2 separate regions of the Homo sapiens genome follow, and region 2 is linked to region 1. A link is a loop called in an ENCODE intact Hi-C map of the cell type or tissue named here. Cell type or tissue: HepG2. All regions are shown on one strand. Links, peaks and the distances in the headings refer to the core of each region. The heading gives the core; the rest is flanking DNA.

What was found. A loop is a pair of places that touch in the nucleus more often than their neighbours do. Peaks named below come from ENCODE experiments on the same cell type or tissue, not always from the same donor. Only the 100,000 strongest peaks of a DNase experiment are listed, where the experiment ranks them.
Region 2: a loop joins it to region 1, with 11 times the contacts of the local background. A loop is called at or near these places in 8 of 110 quality-filtered maps.

The regions. Positions count from the first base shown.
Region 1 is chr9:101,454,959-101,463,680 of GRCh38, forward strand. It overlaps LOC105376184 (a long non-coding RNA gene), which reads left to right. Exons shown (of 4, transcript XR_001746862.2): 3 at 420-498; 4 at 3,983-4,131. Among named protein-coding and RNA genes, the nearest start is that of TMEM246-AS1, 9.1 kb to the right of the region's middle. RefSeq lists enhancers at 6,264-6,780, 6,781-7,297, 7,685-7,829 and a cis regulatory region at 7,752-7,762. In HepG2, for the core only: CTCF peaks have their summits at 2,245 (motif pointing left) and 4,244 (motif pointing right); DNase peaks (open chromatin) are centred at 2,243 and 4,253.
Region 2 is chr9:101,564,236-101,572,913 of GRCh38, forward strand. It overlaps GRIN3A (glutamate ionotropic receptor NMDA type subunit 3A), which reads right to left. Exons shown (of 9, transcript NM_133445.3): 9 at 5,117-8,678. Among named protein-coding and RNA genes, the nearest start is that of PPP3R2, 26 kb to the right of the region's middle. In HepG2, for the core only: a CTCF peak has its summit at 3,216 (motif pointing left); a DNase peak (open chromatin) is centred at 3,216.

The sequences.
Region 1 (8,722 bases), core at 447-8,446:
GTGTGACAGGTCTGGCTAGTGGGATGTGAGTGTAATGAAATGATGTGGGCCCATTAAAGAATTATGCTTTGCCAGGCATGGTGGCTCATGCCTGTAATTCCAGCACTTTGGGAGGCTGAGGCGGGAGGATCACGAGGTCAGGAGTTCAAGACCAGCCTGACCAACACGGTGAAACCCCATCTCTAGTAAAAATACAAAAATTAGCCTGGTGTGATGGTGCACACCTGTAATCCCAGCTACTCAGGAGGCTCAGGCAAGAGAATCGCTTGAACACAGGAGGCGAGTTTGCAGTGAGCAGAGATCGCGCCACTACACTCCAGCCTGGGTGACAGAGTGAGACTCTGTCTCGAAAAACAAAAACAAACAAACAAACAAAAAGAATTATGCTCAATTCCCTGTCATTGTTGTTTTTTCCCCAGCTCTTTACTGGTGAGAAGATAGCAAAAGCTGAAGCAGACACAGAATCCACAAGTGGAAAATACAGCAGTGCCATTAAAGGTAATAAAAGATAAAGTTTATCTTTCTTCCAAGCTCTTTATTTTAATTTCTTATAGGATTTTTGTTACTTTTTAATGTTGTTTTAAGTAAAGAAGACTAAAAGTTTAAATCAGTATAAATTTTCATTTTTATATTGTGCCACACCCATTTTAAATGCAAATATAAGAGCACTTAACTCGTGTCGAATCACAAAAATTACAATTTGTATTTTGTGGTTCATACATGGATATGTAGTTCATTCTTACCAGAAGAGTAGGAACAATGCACACACAAAAAATTCAACTGTTTTTATTTCACTGCTTGATAAAATATGTTCTATCAACATGCTTTGCCTTCTACCTACTGATGAGTAAGGAAGGACTGACAGGAAAAGGAACTACAGGTTACCCTATTGTTCCCTTTCTGTGTTATTTTCAAAGTAAGTTCCTGGCTGATACAGGGAAGTAGCACAAGTAATAAAGGATGTGGTGGGGTTCCTTTGTTGTTCATGTTTCTAACAATGCCATTGCTTTCTTTCTGGAACAGAAGCAAGTCTAGTTTGAATGGAATGCTTGGCCTTTTGGGATCTGTCAGTACTCTCTCCCAGACCCCTGTTAGTCATAGACATAACACACTTAACTTGTACTCACTTGGAGTCTCCCCAAACTCCCATGCATCGTGGGTCTACTGGGATTCTGTGGTCAGAGAGCATTGCCGTTACTACATTCAAACATGGTGGCATGACATGATATACCTACTGTGAATGACAGGTGTCATACAAAGGAAGGACAGATGCACCTACTGTGTATTCCTCTGTTTATGTGCATGCTTCATTGTCCCATTGGATTTGACTTACAAAATACAAATTCAAAGATGAAATTATGAAGAATTTCAAGATGGCAGCAGCAGAGCATTAGGCTACACATTGGGCCCTTCTGATTGTGGGGCTCTGTGTGACTGCACAAGACAAACCCTCATAAAGCCAGCTCTGGGTGGCGGAGCCCTGGACTGCCTGCCTACTGGATGTTAAATGAGATTGAAATAAATTTTGACCTAGTTTAAGCTGTTGTATTTTGAGGTCCCTTTTATACACTTTGCATCCTGACTTATGAAAACACTTTTAGTTCTCAAAACGTACTGCCAATTGCATAACAAAGAGACTATGTCCCTATGTTTAGTTAACACCCCCATGAGCAGTATATGACCACAAATGTTTCCCTCTGCTCTTGCTATTGTCTCTATTTTGATATTTCAACAGCATGCCCAATTCAAAATGCCCCAAACCAAACTCATCTCTCCTCCAATATCAAACACAGACACAATATCAAACACAGCAACTAATATTTATTTAGCTTTTAACATGTACCAAGCGTTTTGCAGGCTTATTTCATTTATTAGGTATCATCATTCATTGTGGCCATTTTCCAGATGAGGAAATGGAAGCTTATGTAACTTACTGAAGGTAATACTGAGCTGAGATATGATTTCAGTATTTATGGCTCCAAAGCCTATGAGCATACCACTTGTCTCTCCTTTTCTATGATGGCAAAATAATTCCTAAAACAATGGTGGTGTGATTGGGAAAAGAAATGTTTTTCTTTACATCTTGCAGCAAATCAATGTCTACAATAAATTCAGAATTCTAGTATCCTGTCAGATCACTCTGTTCCCATCATTTCTACCATTGCCAACACACCCTGAAAACTAGTGTATTCACCTGGGAGAGTTTGCTCAGGGAAGCGAGGGTTTTTAAAAATCCCCCTAGTGACCTCTTGTGGCTGATGGACACCCTGCTGAGACCCTGCCTCTGGAATCTACCTGGCTTGCTGCTTCATGTTCACCCCTCCCCGGGCTACAGAAAAAGGGCTCCAAGGAAATCAGAGTTAGGAAATGGGTCGTCCCTGGTTTCAAACAAAGGGCATCATTCCAATATGTGTCAAAAATAAGCTCAGAAAATTTGTAAGAGAGATGGGTTTTCTGTTTCCTGGACTTGCCTTTCATATCTTTTTTCTTTCTTTCTTTCTTGCATCCTCTCTCATTTTTCTTAATTTAGGTGAGGAGAAAATGTTGTAATAACATGTAAATCAGATTAGATAAATAATGATGCTGTAACAAGCCTGGTGGCATAATAGTATATACGAAGGTGTTTACTGAAGTAGTGATTTTAACAGAAAATTTATCTATCAATCTATCTATCTATCTGAAGGAGATTTTAAGTGATTGTATTACCTTTATACCGTGAAATACTACAAAGCCATTAAAATGTATATATGAATACACACTACAGACATACAGACATACACACACATACAGGTGAGGAAAAGGGTGCAGGTAAAGAAACTAAGTTACAAAACAACTTGCATGTTATCCCTTTTTTGTAACACTGGATGTATGCTTCAATGTAAAGAGAAGATAAATTCACCAAAATATTAACTATGGTGATCATCTCAGAGTGGTGGAATTACAGAATTTTTTTTGAGACTGAGTCTTGCTCTATCGCCCAGGCTGGAATGCAGTGGCATGATCTCGGCTCACTGCAACCTCCGTCTCCCAGGTTCAAGCAATTCTCCTGCCTCAGCCTCCTGAGTAGCTGGGATTACAGGCGCGCACTACCACGCCCGGCTAATTTTTGTATGTTTTAGTAGAGACAGGGTTTCACGATGTTGGCTGGGCTGGTCTCAAATTCCTGACCTCAAGTGATCTGCCCGCCTTGGCCTCCTAAATTGCTGCAATTACAGGCATGAGCCACTGCGCCTGGCCAAGGAATTACAGATTTTTAAAAAATTATTTACAGTTTTCTGTATTGCAGTGGTTCTCAACTTAGTACATTAACAACCTATGAAAAATCTGAATGCTCAGCCCACTCTAGACAAATTAAGTCAGAACTACTGGAAGTGAACCCAGGTTCTAGTAATTTTTTAAATTACCCAGATGATTCAATGTGCAATCAAGCTTGAGAATGAGTATATTGTTTGAATGCTTTACAATCAGTGATCATGTTATAAAGCAGAAAGAAGGGAGAGCCAGAAGAAGTTATCTTCATTTTGCTAATTTATGTGCAGTGTGCATGTGTGTATACTGTGTATGCAGTGTGCATGTGTGGCGGTTGCAGACAAACTAAGGCTAAAGCTGGTAAAAATCCAAAGGAACACAGTAAAGTCACCTAGTTGATCATGAAATCTGGTCAGAAAAACCTGGCTTTGTTTCTTTGTTCTAATACTTCCTGGCTATGTGACCTTAAGCAGCTCACTTCACCTGTTTGAATGTCCATTTTCTTTTCTAGTAAGAGTAAAAGGGAAATTCTATTCCCATAGAATTGTAGGATTCAGTGTCATATTGCATGAACAAGGGCTATGTAAGTTGCTAGTTATAATATGTGGTGGAGTAAAGAAGTAGAAAAGAAAGCAGGAGAAATAACTGAGCACTGAAAGACAAAATATTAACATTCCAGGAATGTTAATATTTTTTGTTTCTCCTGAATGCTTTATTTCCCTAACAAACATAGTTGCTGAGGGCCCGCTTTGCACCAGACACCATTTTAAGGGATAGAAGAGAAAACCTAATGACAGTCTGATTGCCGTCAAGAGGCTCACATGTGAAAGGGAATGAGGAGCTGCAACAAATAGCACAATGCGGTAAGTACTGTAAAGACGTGTGCCCAAGGCAGTAAGAGGCGCCAGTGCCTCTTTCAGAGAAGGGGAGGCAAGACTTGTGAAGCCTACAGAGAGCTAAGATCAGGAAATACTGGCTACATGCTTTGTTCTCTAGGGGGAGCTCAAGGCTTTCTCCTTTGATATCTGAATGGAATCAGTACTTCCAGTGAGAAGGGTGTATGTAGATAGATAAGTTGAACTGTGTTAGGATAAATGCTCCAATGCCACTTGATCTTGGAGTTCTTTCTTGTTAGGTATTTTCTATTGAATGGCGTCTTCCTTTGCTCCCGTGAAGCTGGTTCTATGGAAAGACATTGGGTTATCCCTCCCAGTTAAAAATGTTGCTCCCTCCACTTAGAAGACTAAGGAAGAACCAGAGTGAAGGAAGCCCCATGGGCAGGAAGAGGACTCATTTGGGCTCAAGACATTCAGTCCAACCTAGCTCACAAGGATGGATGAGATCATGATTCGGGACCATAACTTGTCACTTGTGCACATACTCTAAACGGTGGCGTTTTTCAAGGTATTGAAAGGAGGTGGCAGGATAGGATTAAGAAATTTGATCCAGACAGGCTTATCAAATTCACTACAACCAACAGATGGTTCTAGATTTTTTTTTTTTCATTAATGTTTCATGACTATGTGCTCTCGATTTGAAGTTTCAAGGTCCTCTTGAAGTTTTTTTTGTTTGTTTTTTTAGACAGGGTCTTGCTCTGTCACCCAGTGCAGTGGTGTGATCATCATGGCTCAATGCAGCCTCTTACTCCTGGGCTCAAGTGATCCTCCCACTTCAGCCTCCCAAAGCATTGGGATTACAAGCATGAGCCACACACACCTGGCTCAGAGTCCTCTTGAATCTGGCAAAAACTTGATTTGGAATTTTCTAAAATTTCTCTTATTTGTTGTAGCAACTGTATTTCATGGGAAGATATTTCTCTGATAGATCGATGCTCTTCTTTTTTATCTCTTTGTATCACCTATAAATGCTCCCATTTGCACACTCTTAAAGAAGTAAGCTTAGGATAGTTTCTTTTTTTTTTTTTTTTAGACGGAGTCTCGCTCTGTCGCCCAGGCTGGAGTGCAGTGGCGGGATCTCGGCTCACTGCAAGCCCCGCCTCCCGGGTTCACGCCATTCTCCTGCCTCAGCCTCCCAAGTAGCTGGGACTACAGGCGCCCGCCACTACGCCCGGCTAATTTTTTGTATTTTTAGTAGAGACGGGGTTTCACCGTTTTAGCCGGGATGGTCTCGATCTCCTGACCTCGTGATCCGCCCGCCTCGGCCTCCCAAAGTGCTGGGATTACAGGCGTGAGCCACCGCGCCCGGCCAGGATAGTTTCTGATTGCCTCACATGGAAAGTTAAAATGTAATCTCTCAGAGTTTTTGTGATGTCTAAATGAAGGCTATATAGACAATTTTGATTTTTAAGTTGTTTTTCTTTGTTACTTCGGGTATCAAACTGGGGATAGTGTGGAAACCACCAGTTCCTGAGGTAGTTGTGGCTAGGAAATTCACTTGTATACTAAAGAGCTTCATTTTTTTGTTTGCTGTGTAATTAGAAAGTAACTGGGTCTATGCCTTTATTCTTTGCATGGCAAGGTTTGCCTTGTTAGATACCAGACAAGGTAGCACCCCGGATATTTGCCAGGCATATTTATCCTTGTCAAAGGCACATTGGCAGTAAATGACACTGAAGGATCCTGCTTGGTATGACTTCGGTTATCAAGTAAACTGTTGCAGAGTTGTTGGGGGGATCCAGATATACCCCCATATCATCTCTTGCTTCACCTCATCTCTGACCCTAGCCCCTGAGTAAATAGGTGGGTTCTGCTGGGGTCCACTTCTTGGTTAGCTGTTCCTTCTTCTGACTGAGTTGTAATAGATAGGACTGGCCACTTTTTCAAACTAATCTCATCTGTATTGTATCTTGCAAAAATTCCCCTGTCTGTAGCATGTGACTGACCCTTTTCATTGATTTCTAGCACAGTATAGTGTTCTTCGTACTTTTATCTTTCGTGGCTGATAGAGGGAATCTAACCGTTTGCCGTAGAGGAGATTAGATAAGACTGCTGATGTCAATATTGTGCTTGGAAGATGTTTCTTCTGAATCTCAGTGGGGGGTTCAGAAACTTATCACCTCTCCAGTAGCTTCCCATCACACTGAGAATAAAATGCCAGCTCCTAACTGTGACCTAAAAGAGCTTCCTTCTCCCACTTCATCTCTGACCACTCCCTCTTTCTCTTTGTACCCCAGCCATACTGACCTTATTGCTCCTTAAACAGGCCAAGCTATGTCCTCCTCAGGAACTTATGCTACTCGCTGTGCTTTCTGCCTGGAATGCTACACTCCAGATTTTTACATAGTTCACTCATTCATATCATTCATATCCCTACCTAAATGTCATTTCAGAGAAGTCTTTATAACACCTTATCAGAAATAACCCACACAACTTCTACATCCTTAAGCAGCTTTGCTTTTCTTTATAGCACTTATCACAATCTGAAATGCTATTGTGTTTTTTGTTTTGGTTTTGTTTGAGATGGAGTCTCACTCTGTCGCCCAGGCTGGAGAGCAATGGCACGATCTCGGCTCACTGCAACCTCCACCTCCTGGGTTCAAGTGATTCTCGCGCCTCAGCCTCCTAAGCAGCTGGGATTACAGGTGCGCACCACCATGCCTGGCTAATTTTTGTACTTTTAGTAGAGACGGGGTTTCACCATGTTGGACAGGCTGGTCTCGAACTCCTGACCTTAGGTGATTCACCTGCCTCGGCCTTCCAAAGTGCTGGGATTATAGGCATGAGCCACCATGCCTATATGAGCCACAATATGAAACACCCATATTGTGTTTTATCTGTATACTTTTTAAACATTTGTTTTCTTGCTAGAATGTAAGCTCTATGGGGTCAGGGACTCTTGTCTGTCTTGTTTCTTACTCTGTCCCCAGACAGAGTCCCCAGACTCTAGAATAGTGCCAGGTGCCCAATAAGTTTTTGTTGAATGAATAAATAAATGAATGAAAGTTAGCTTAAATTCTTAAGAGTTAAATGGGATTTTGGCTATAACCTCACCATCTACAAAGCCTGGGAAAAGAAAAAAGAAAAAAACTAGTGCTGAATCCAATGTTTAGGGTTTTAGTGTATTGCTTCTTCTTTAAAGGAAGGAGATGGTGCCTGAGACTAGCCTGGGTGCTGAGACCACAACTCAGGCAATTTAAGTTTATGAAGGCCGATCCCACCCTACCCTTTCCAAAACTCTAGGACTACTTGCTGGAATGTGTATTCTAAAATCATACTTCTGAATATTTTTGAAATTGAAGTGCATCTTATAATAAGTATACTCATTTATTTTGCTTTTTTCCCCTAAAAAGCTGTTAAGGAAAGCTAGGGATATGGTGTGTCTTTTATAATTGAAGGCTTCTTCAGTTAAAAAAGACAGTATTTTACAAAATTCCTCATTTATAGAACCTTAGATTGATAATGTTACAGCTAGTAGGCATTAAAGATCCAGTGAATTTTAAAGCCTTTTCCATTTTTTTCCCCTCTTAAGCCTGGTCTTTTTGGAAAGAAATCTTTAGAGAAACTATAAACAAACCAGTGGATAAAAGCACAGTGGGGTGATAGGTGACTCAGCACGCTCACCCCTCCGCTATGCTGACCTACACTTTCAAGGGAGCTTCCGGGAGAGTAATTTGAAACTTAATGGAAAGATACAAGCCGGTTCCTTCATCTTTGGCTGGTGCAAAAACCAGTGTTAAAAGTCTTTTATTAAACAACAACTTTATGAGATATAATTGACATAATAAACTGCATATATGTAAATATAACATTTGGTAAGTTTCAACATGTGTATACACTCACGAAGCCATCACTGCTATCAAGACATTGAACATATTCATCATCCCGAAAAGTCTTCTTATGCACCTTTGTAAATTCTTCCTCCCTACCTCACCTCACCTCATCCCCATCTCCAGGCAACCCTTATTTGCTTCATGTCACTATAGTGATTAGTTTGCATTTTCTGCAATTTTACATGAATGACATCATACACACTTTTTTTAAATCTGGCTTCTTTCAATCAGCATAATTATTTTGAGATTTATCCATATTGCTGCACATATCAATAGTTTTTTTCTTTTCATTGCCGAGTAGTATTCCGTGGTATGGGTATTCTCAATCTGTTTGTCCATTTGCTGCAGATGGACATTTGAATGGTTTCCAGTTTTGGGCTATTACAAATGAAGCTCTATGAAGCTCTATGAATATTCCTGTATGAGTCTTAATATGGACACATGTTTTCTTTCATTGTTTTTGTGTAAATACCTAGAAGCCGAATGGCTGGATCTGATCATTGGTATGTGTTTAACTTTTCAAGCAACTCCCTACTTGTCTTTCAAAGTGGCTGTACTGTACAATAGTTTCAGTGGCTACATAACCTCACCAACACTCAGTATGTTCAGTTTCCTAAAAGTTTAGCCATTCTAATGAATGTGTGGTAGTATCTCATTGTGGTTTTAATTTTCATTTCCCTTATGACTAATAATGTTAAGCATCCTTTAATGTACTTATTTGCCATTGTTACTGAGCAAAAGAGG
Region 2 (8,678 bases), core at 1-8,000, 110 kb after region 1:
CCCTTGATCCCCCTGCTCAGCAAACACCCCCACCCCCACAGAACCATCATGACAGGATTAGCTCCTGCTTCTGGACACAGTGAGTTTTCATTTAGTAATAGGACACTTTCCCCTTGCTTCTTGCTCTTCTTATAGGGTAAGCTTGAGCATAACTTTGTTGGTTGGGTGCAGATATACTGCTTGGTCAACAGGTGGTTTGGGCTTGGCTGTTGGCTGTTTGTGACAATTGGCTGAGAAAGCCAGCTGCCCAGCACCAGGGGACCATAGGGCCTGTGGAATGTTGTGGAGGAAACCACTAGCCCCATGGGAAGTTGGATTTAGAGGAAGTTCCTCTAGTTGAGATGAGCAGGGAGCCCCTGATCCCAACTGGCTTGAGGTCCTGGCAACACAAGTTGAGCTCTCACAGTCATTTTCAGATAACAACCAAAAATGATGGTGATTTTTTGGCAGTTGGCTTCTCTCACTACAGAAGAGGTCAATGAATGCGCTTTAGGAATACTCCCAAACTGCATACCAAATTTTATTTGTATTGTATGTACATTATTCATAGCTTTTTTGGATCCTAGTTAGCAATCACAGCCCTTGATCCATATGAACTTTAAAGGGTAATTTCTTTAAGGTAATGCTTATAAATGCCAATTTCAAAGATTATTATAGAAGTCCTAGAGGCTTCTCATTTCTTAAAAACACTTCAGGCTGGGTGCAGTGGCTCACGCCTATAATCCCAGCAGTTTGGGAGGCTGAGACAGGAGGATTGCTTGAGCCCAGGAGTTTGAGACCAGCCCAGGCAACATAGGGAGACCCCGTCTCTACAAAAAATTTCGAAAATTAGCTGGCTGTGGTGGTGCACACCTGTAGTCCCAGCTACTTGGGAGACTGCAGCGGGAGGATAGCTTGAGCACCGGAGGTTAAGGCTGCTGTGAGCTGTGATTATGCCATGGACTCCAGCCTGGGTGACACAGTGAGACCCTGTCTCAAAAACAAACAACAACCATTTCAGATTTTGTAGGGATGGTCTCTCTCTCTCTTTTTTCTTTCTTTCATTGTTACCTTGGAAATTTCTTAGTGACTTTGACCAAAGTCAGGTGTGCTCTGAGGCATGCATAACTACATGGCTTGGATCTTACCTTCTTACTTACTATAGGGATCTTTTTCAAAGGTATTGAGCTGTTTCTGCAATTGTTTTCTTACATGAATTTCCATTGCAATTCCTTTTCCTTTTTCTCTGTCCAGATCCGTAGGCTTCCTTGTTCTTCAAGGGCCGGAATTTGATGCACATAGTTTAATGTACATGCCACTAGAGTGATGACTGTGATTTGATTTTGTGAAGATTCTAGACAATAAATAATCATCAGTCTTCTAAACCTACTAGGATGGTGATGCTTACACTTGCCGGAAGCATATGCTACTCTCATCTTTATTCCCATTGTCATTTGCTAGGATGTGGAATGCCGTTACATATTGTTCTTTGAAGATTTATCTGAGGACTGCCAGATAAACCCATGTCCCAGTGGATCTGCAGAAAAGTTTTGATTAGTCATTATTGCAGAAGTCTGCTTTTCTGATGTTAAGACAGATACACTGAGATTAGTAGAAAAATGGTGGATTATGTGTAGGTTGGATTGGGTTTGCACAATAGGAAACCCATGACATAGAAATACTTACAAATTTTCTAGATCTTAAAGTTTGGAAATACTTAAAAGTGGTCCTATCAGAAAGAATGAGCTTTACCTTCTGGGATTCCTGCCCATGTTTGGTCTGTTCCAAATGTTAGCTATTAAGGTCTTACTTATAGCCTACTTCACAATTACTAAAGGACATGAAAAGGACAATGTCTTAACAGTCTAATCCCTAATATCTAGCAGAGGCACATAGTAGTCAGTAAAGTTTTTCATGATTAAATTAATTCTGCTTCATGGTTCTGCTGCCAGATCTTCCGAAGTCTGCTTTACTGGGCCAATGTGTGATTCAAACCTTATTACTCTTTCTTTTTTTCACCCCCTAAGTAGAAACAATCTTTCCCCATATATCGAAGTAACCCTTCAAATTTGTATTATCCAAAAATATATGACTACAGTTTTAATTTATTTTGTGGCAATAAAAGGAATTATTATGAATTCTAAAACTAACACTTCTGTAGTGGCAGCTCATGAGACTGCTGAGTCTCATGTAGCTGAGACTTCACTTACTGCAAGGCACACATGATAACCACTACGCTACGGAAACCTGCATAAAAGCTTCATTTATTGTAAGTTAACCTTTTTTTTTTTTGAGGGAAGCTATGTTCACATTAATATAATAATAATATGCTCTGAGGATATTAGAGCTGAAAGGGAACTCAGACCATGTCCTTATTTTAGAAGTGAGGAAATAGGTTCCAGGGCCACTCAGGTTAGCCACAGGATTGAAATGCTACTATGAGAACTCCATTGTTCTTTTATCCCAATCGGAGACCTGTACTAATAGAGTACATGTCATCAGGTAGACAATAAGTGAAAATACTTTCTGAGTCATTTTGAAGTCTTCTAAAGACTTACATATACCTACTATACTTATCCTTGATCATTCTAATCTAACTAGACTCTTTGCCAGGCCCTGGATTAGAACTACATTTTGTTTCTGAATTCACTGAGTTCCTTTAGCACCTTGTTGTAGAGTAGAATTGAATCAAGGGATCTTAGATTTCTTCCTGCTCTCCCAATCATATGCATTTGCTGAGTGCTTATTGTGATTCCAGGCATTGTGTTAAATATATTTCTCATGAAGTCCGACTTGCCTGCGTATGGTGCTGCTACTTATTAGCAAGTTACTTCATGTCTCTATGCTTCAGTTTCTTCATCTATAAAATAATAACTACATCATAGGGTTATATGGAGGATGAAATGAATCATCATACAGGAGACATTCAGCACAGCGCCTGGCACCTAGTAAATGCTCAGCAAATGCTAACTTTTATAATTGTTGAGCAAATAAAGAAATTGATAGATCAACTTTCGTTTCCACCTACATTTTCTTATTTCTAGGGAAAAAAACAAAACAAAACAAAACACTGACATCCTCCCTGAAATCTAAGACACACGTTTATCCATGTCTGTCTGTCTCTAGTCTGCCTGTCCTGGTAAATGATGTCATGGCCAACTCATTCCAAAACTTCAAAAAGTTAACTTTATCTGCTCACTGTCCTACAACTAAAATGCATGTGAGTGACATCCAGCTCCACCTGGTGGTGAGGATCCTGTTCTTTTACTAGTTGTCTCTTCAGCTTAAAATCCTTTAGTGGTTCCTGTAGTCTTCAGGACACAAATCCAATTTAGCACAAGTGATCTTGCCTCTGCTTTTCTCTTTCCAGTTCATATAGTTTGTCATCCACCTTAAGCTGTGTGTTTCTATTATATTAAATGATTTGAAGGTCCCAGTTTCTTGATTGCCATGGTTTCCCTAATCTGGAATTTTGTACATGCTTTCTTTTAGTTTAGTTGCCTGTTACCCTCCACTGAGTCTCTTCACCTCACACACCTGCACCCACATGCACACATACACACAGTGTTTTCTTCACTCCAATAGTACCCGTTGTGCATTTCCTTATTAGAGTACACACCATAAAATGTCAGTTTGTGTCCTTTCATTACACTGAGCTCTATGGGATCAGAATCTGCTGTTTTTATCTGTCTATTTCCAGCAACTAGCCCCAATGCCTGGGTACAAATAGGCATCCAAAATATGAATGATTGAGTAATGCAAAAACACCCTTAGGTAAGTAGGTAGTTGAATTAAGTTATAGTGGATTTACATTTTCATGAGATTTGATTGTTTCTATTCGGAAAGAATGTGTGTGAAGAAGGCAACAGGCTAGCAGATTCATGAAGGCAAATTTGCCTGCAGCTAAAACTGCTTGGGTTATCAGAAACTGCCCATATGTCTGGGACTGCAGGGCTGCTGCTGATTTGTAACTGTGTTTGCATCAGTTCTTGGTTGGGCTAGAAAGCAGAAAGAAAAGATGCTGAAATGCTATTTTTATGAGACATAGGTATTACAGTGTTGAGTTAAATGGACCAATGAAGGTGCAGTTACAATATCCGCTTCTCTCTCTGTTCTGTGGAGCTAGGGGCCAGGCCGAGGCATGGGAAAGAAGCAGTAAGGCAGAAAGACTAAAAGGGGATTCAAGGAAGAATAGAAAATTGTGAGGCAGTGACCGGAATCCTGTATGGTTGTACAAATCTCTGTTACTATTACTAGTTCTGCAACCTTGGGCAAGTTACATAGTTTCTCTGACTCTTGTTTTTTTATCTGTAAACTGGAGGTCTCATTTACCTACTTAAGACTACATCTATAGTGCCTATCTTGTGGGGTTGTTAAGATTAAATGAGATCATGGTTTATAATAAGTACCCAATATATGTTAGTTGTTACAGTATTACCTGTTTATAGGTTGTAAAAAGGTCAGATTGAGGGTGGGCGTGGTGGCTCATGCCTGTAATCCCCACACTTTGGGAGGCCGAGGTGGGTGGATCACGAGGTAAGGAGATCGATACCATCCTGGCCAACATGTTGAAACTCCATCTCTACTAAAATACAAAAAATTAGCCAGACATGGTGGCAGGCGCCTGTAGTCCCAGTTACTCGGGCGGGAGGCTGAGGCAGGAGAATCACTTGAACCTGGGAGGCAGAGGTTGCAGTGAGCCGAGATCATGCCACTGCACTCCATCCTGGTGACAGAGCAAGACTCCGTCTCAAAAAAAAAAAAAAAAAAAGAAAAAAGGTCATAAGTTAGGGACCATACCTATCTTCTTCACTATTGTGTCTCCAGCACTTGGCACGTACATGGAAGCTGTTTAGCAAATGTTTGTCGAATTACTGATGAGGGTGATCAGTACAGGATTTTAGAGACCTCTGAACTTGTGCTTTTTCCTGGAATGTCTATCTCAGATGAAGCCATTTCAGTTCTACTTCATGATGCCTGAGCTCTGAGATTTCTCAGCATATCTTGTGTTTCTTCTTTGGACTATAGCAAGGAAATAAGCATAAATCATAGCATTAATGGGTCTCCTATTAAGAAGGAACTGGTATCATGTCAACATTTGAATCCCCAAAGACAAAGCCAGCAGTACATCCAAAAGTGAAGTTTCTATCTGAACATTTATTCCACAGTCATAGAAACTGAAGATGGAAAAGACCTGAGGACATCTAATCCATCCATGTGGTTGTACAAGAAAAGTGGCTGGAGCAAAACAGCCCGTTCACTTCATGCTCACAAGACAGCATTTCCGTTCTTCCTGGAGCGGAGCGATTGCAAACACATTAAAATGAAGACACAATGCAAATACTCTTCACAAACCTTAAGAAAATACTTATAAATACATTATTTTCATAAAATGATTAGTAACTAAAAAAAAAGAGTGAGGGAATCCTGGATTAGATGGATAGTTTAGGTGGGTAAAGAAAGGAATAACTAAACAGTATAGATAGTAAAGTAGTATTAATGCCTAGAAAGCAATTTCTGAAGAACTGGATGGGTTTTCTGTTTTTCCTATCAAAAATATGAGTTGGGAGAAAAAGAGGCTCTAAAGTAGTTTCTTTCCCCTTTATTCTTTACCCACACCAAGGAAGTGCTTAACTTGCTCTAAGGCTCTAACAGACACAGCACCAACACTGAGAAGTCTGTTACCCAGATGATAAGGTCTGTTCTGCTTGGCACTTGCTCCGCTTACCACTTTTCTGGCTGGAAGGGAAGCAGCAGCTCTTGATAGGGTTTGTGCAATAGCAAGATTCATGAATAGCAGAGAGTCATCTCCAGGCACATTAAAGACCTCGACTGCTTGGGTCCCTGTGGCTGCTTCACTTGGCTGTCCTGGTTATTCTTCCAATTTGTTTTTAAATTTTGGGAGATTCCCCTTTCTCCTCCACCTGGAAGCATACACACTCTGGGGCCTTGATTATTCTTATTTACACGAACCAGGTAGCTATATCTGTTCCAGCTCATCTGAGCATGCTTTATCATGTGCTTCCTGTGCCAGAAAAGCAAGGTAGCGTCCCTTATCTCTTTCTTCTTTACCAGAATACCACCCTCTATCTGAAGGCTTCTGATCTTTGTGTTTTTTTTGAGCCTCAAAGGAGTTGAAAGAACAGAGGCAGAGCTGAACGGAAAGGAGGTTTCCAAGGACCCACCATTTCATGACATCATTTTACAAAACACAATACACTGTTTCACAAATTGCAAAACACTGTTCAGTTACTACCAATAAAAATAACCATTGCTACTTAACATGAAGACTGCTTCGTTTCACCACAAGCAATTATGGTTTTTCTTTATTCAGAACATAGAGGCATTTCAAGCAATGTTGATGGCAGTAAGCCTGCTGTCAGCCCCTGCTGCTGCTTGCTGCATCCTGGCCAGTGTTTTGGCCAGGTAGTTCCTCCAAAGATGTTTGAGGAGCGTGCATTGGTCATCTACTTTGTGGATAGGCAGGGCGATCTGGCATGTGATCACCACTGCTCAGAATGCCTCACTAGAGAAGCTTAAGGTAAATCCGATATACAAAAATGCAGACTTACAAAACAGATACATTAAGGGATAATTAATTGCATTACAAAAGGGTGCTTTACTTTACAAAAGAATTCACTTCTGGGTTCCCTTAAACAGCCAGCTTCTCAAATACAGTCAGAATATGAGCTGAGTTACAAAAATGTCCATGTACATTAGGAGCATGGCTGTAATGTGGATTGAGGTACACCTGTACATCAGCCTTCCGGGCTGCACAGAGGTTCAGGGGCACGCAGAGCATGGTGGCAGAGTCTCCAGCATTCTTAGCTGGTACAAGTGGGTGGGGATGGCTAAGGGGCAAAATCTTCCAAAGGCAGTTGCAACCTACTTCTGGGCCTGGGGTGAGAACGTGAGGGGATGGGGTGTTTCAACACAGAACTGTCCTTTTGTGTTTTCAGGGCTCACCTGTTTCCTCATTATTGAACTGTTTCATCTGTGGAGTTGGTGACCTCTAACTTTAGAGCCCTCCCACATCCATATCAGTATCTCTGAGCCTCCCTCCACTCCAGGGTTTTCTCAGCCAATTAATCACTAGGTGTTATCTAACTACAGCTTAAGTTGTTATTCCCTGGGTGACTGGGTAGATTTTGGTGGAAATGCAGACATTTCATCCAGTAGTAGAGGGAGAAGTTTTGTGACTGAGACACCTTTCCAGTGATCTCCAGCTGTAAAAGAGGAAAGTGCTTGGCACAGCTCCTGAACTTATTGTAGGCATTCAAATTGGTTGGGGGTGGAACAATGAGTCCTGAGAAGATAAATCAAGTAATTGATAAATAAGGAAGTCTTGTCCTAAATGGTGCCCAGGGGTGGGGGTGAGGATGTTGAAGGAGAGTCAGCAGATGTGTGCTAAAATTATTAAAAAGCAAAACAAAACAAAACAAAACTTCTCAAACAGGTTTTCTCTTCATGCTTCTCCTCCTGCCTGTGGGCAGCCAAACTTCCAGAATGGTGTTTCTAGAAAAGTAATTTTTAGACCACCTGTGTCAGTCACTTGGGGGTGTTGGTTAACAGTAGGTTTCTGAGCTCACCTCTAGACCTCCACCCCCAACCCCATAATCTCTGGAGAAGGGTCTTGGCAATCCGCACTCTGATGAGTTCTCTACTAGATGACTCTTATCTACATTGACATTTGAGAACTGACCCATATTCCTTTCCCTTGCTGCCTAAACTTGATATGCTGAGAAAGTGACACCTAAGCAGAGGGGAGGTTACTTGTATCAGTCTTTGGGGGGCATTAGATGAGGCTGGAGGATCATTAGAGGGACCAAAACCAGTTCATAGCTCCTCAGAGATGAGTGGGTGTGAGGATGGGGGATTGACTTGATTTTCTATACAGATATGCAAAGTGCAGGGCAGATTCCTGAATGGTCGAAGCTTATAGTGTTCCCGGGCTGGAGGTTTTGGGATTTCTATGCTAAGCGATGGGTGACTGCTGATCTGAAAATGGCCTAGTGTGTGGTGTGTAGAACATTTCACCCACAGTGTCACATATTCCATTATAGGCAATAAGGGATATTCCAGGTCCAACCTAAGGCCACAACCTTGCTTTGCCTTTTTCTCTCTTTTCCTTTATAAAAGGCACACACCATAGTGGAGATGCTTAGTTACATTAGAAGTAGTCTTATTCATTTTTTAGCCAAATTGCCTTTCTGGCCCAGAGCTTTTGTTCTGAAAGCATGGTATGCATTTTTAATGCCTCTGCTGCCTGTCTTCTGTTTCCGCTTACCACATCCCCTCCCCTTTTCACAGTAGGGTGTAAGCATGCTCTTACTAAACAGTCAGGATGGAGTCAGAGATCCAGAACCTTCTCAAAAACATGGCTCTTGCCTGGTCCAATCAATCCTTGACGTTTATGATACTAATGAGTTAATTTTTAAATACCCCACCCCCAGTGGGAGGTGCTCTGCTCTTACCTGCTCCCCATTCAGAATGTAGGAATAAATCTAGATCGGGGAGTTGTATCAAAAGCTACAACCCTAGATAACCTCGTTCTGTGTTACGATGAAAACCAGCAACCCAGTAAGACATAAGTGTGAGTAACAATTTTATCTCTTGTTGGTAGTGCAGAGAAAGGGCTAAAAACCAGAAATATTACTGTGGCACCTGGTGAAAAGGTTAACGGCAGCTGGGGTTATCTG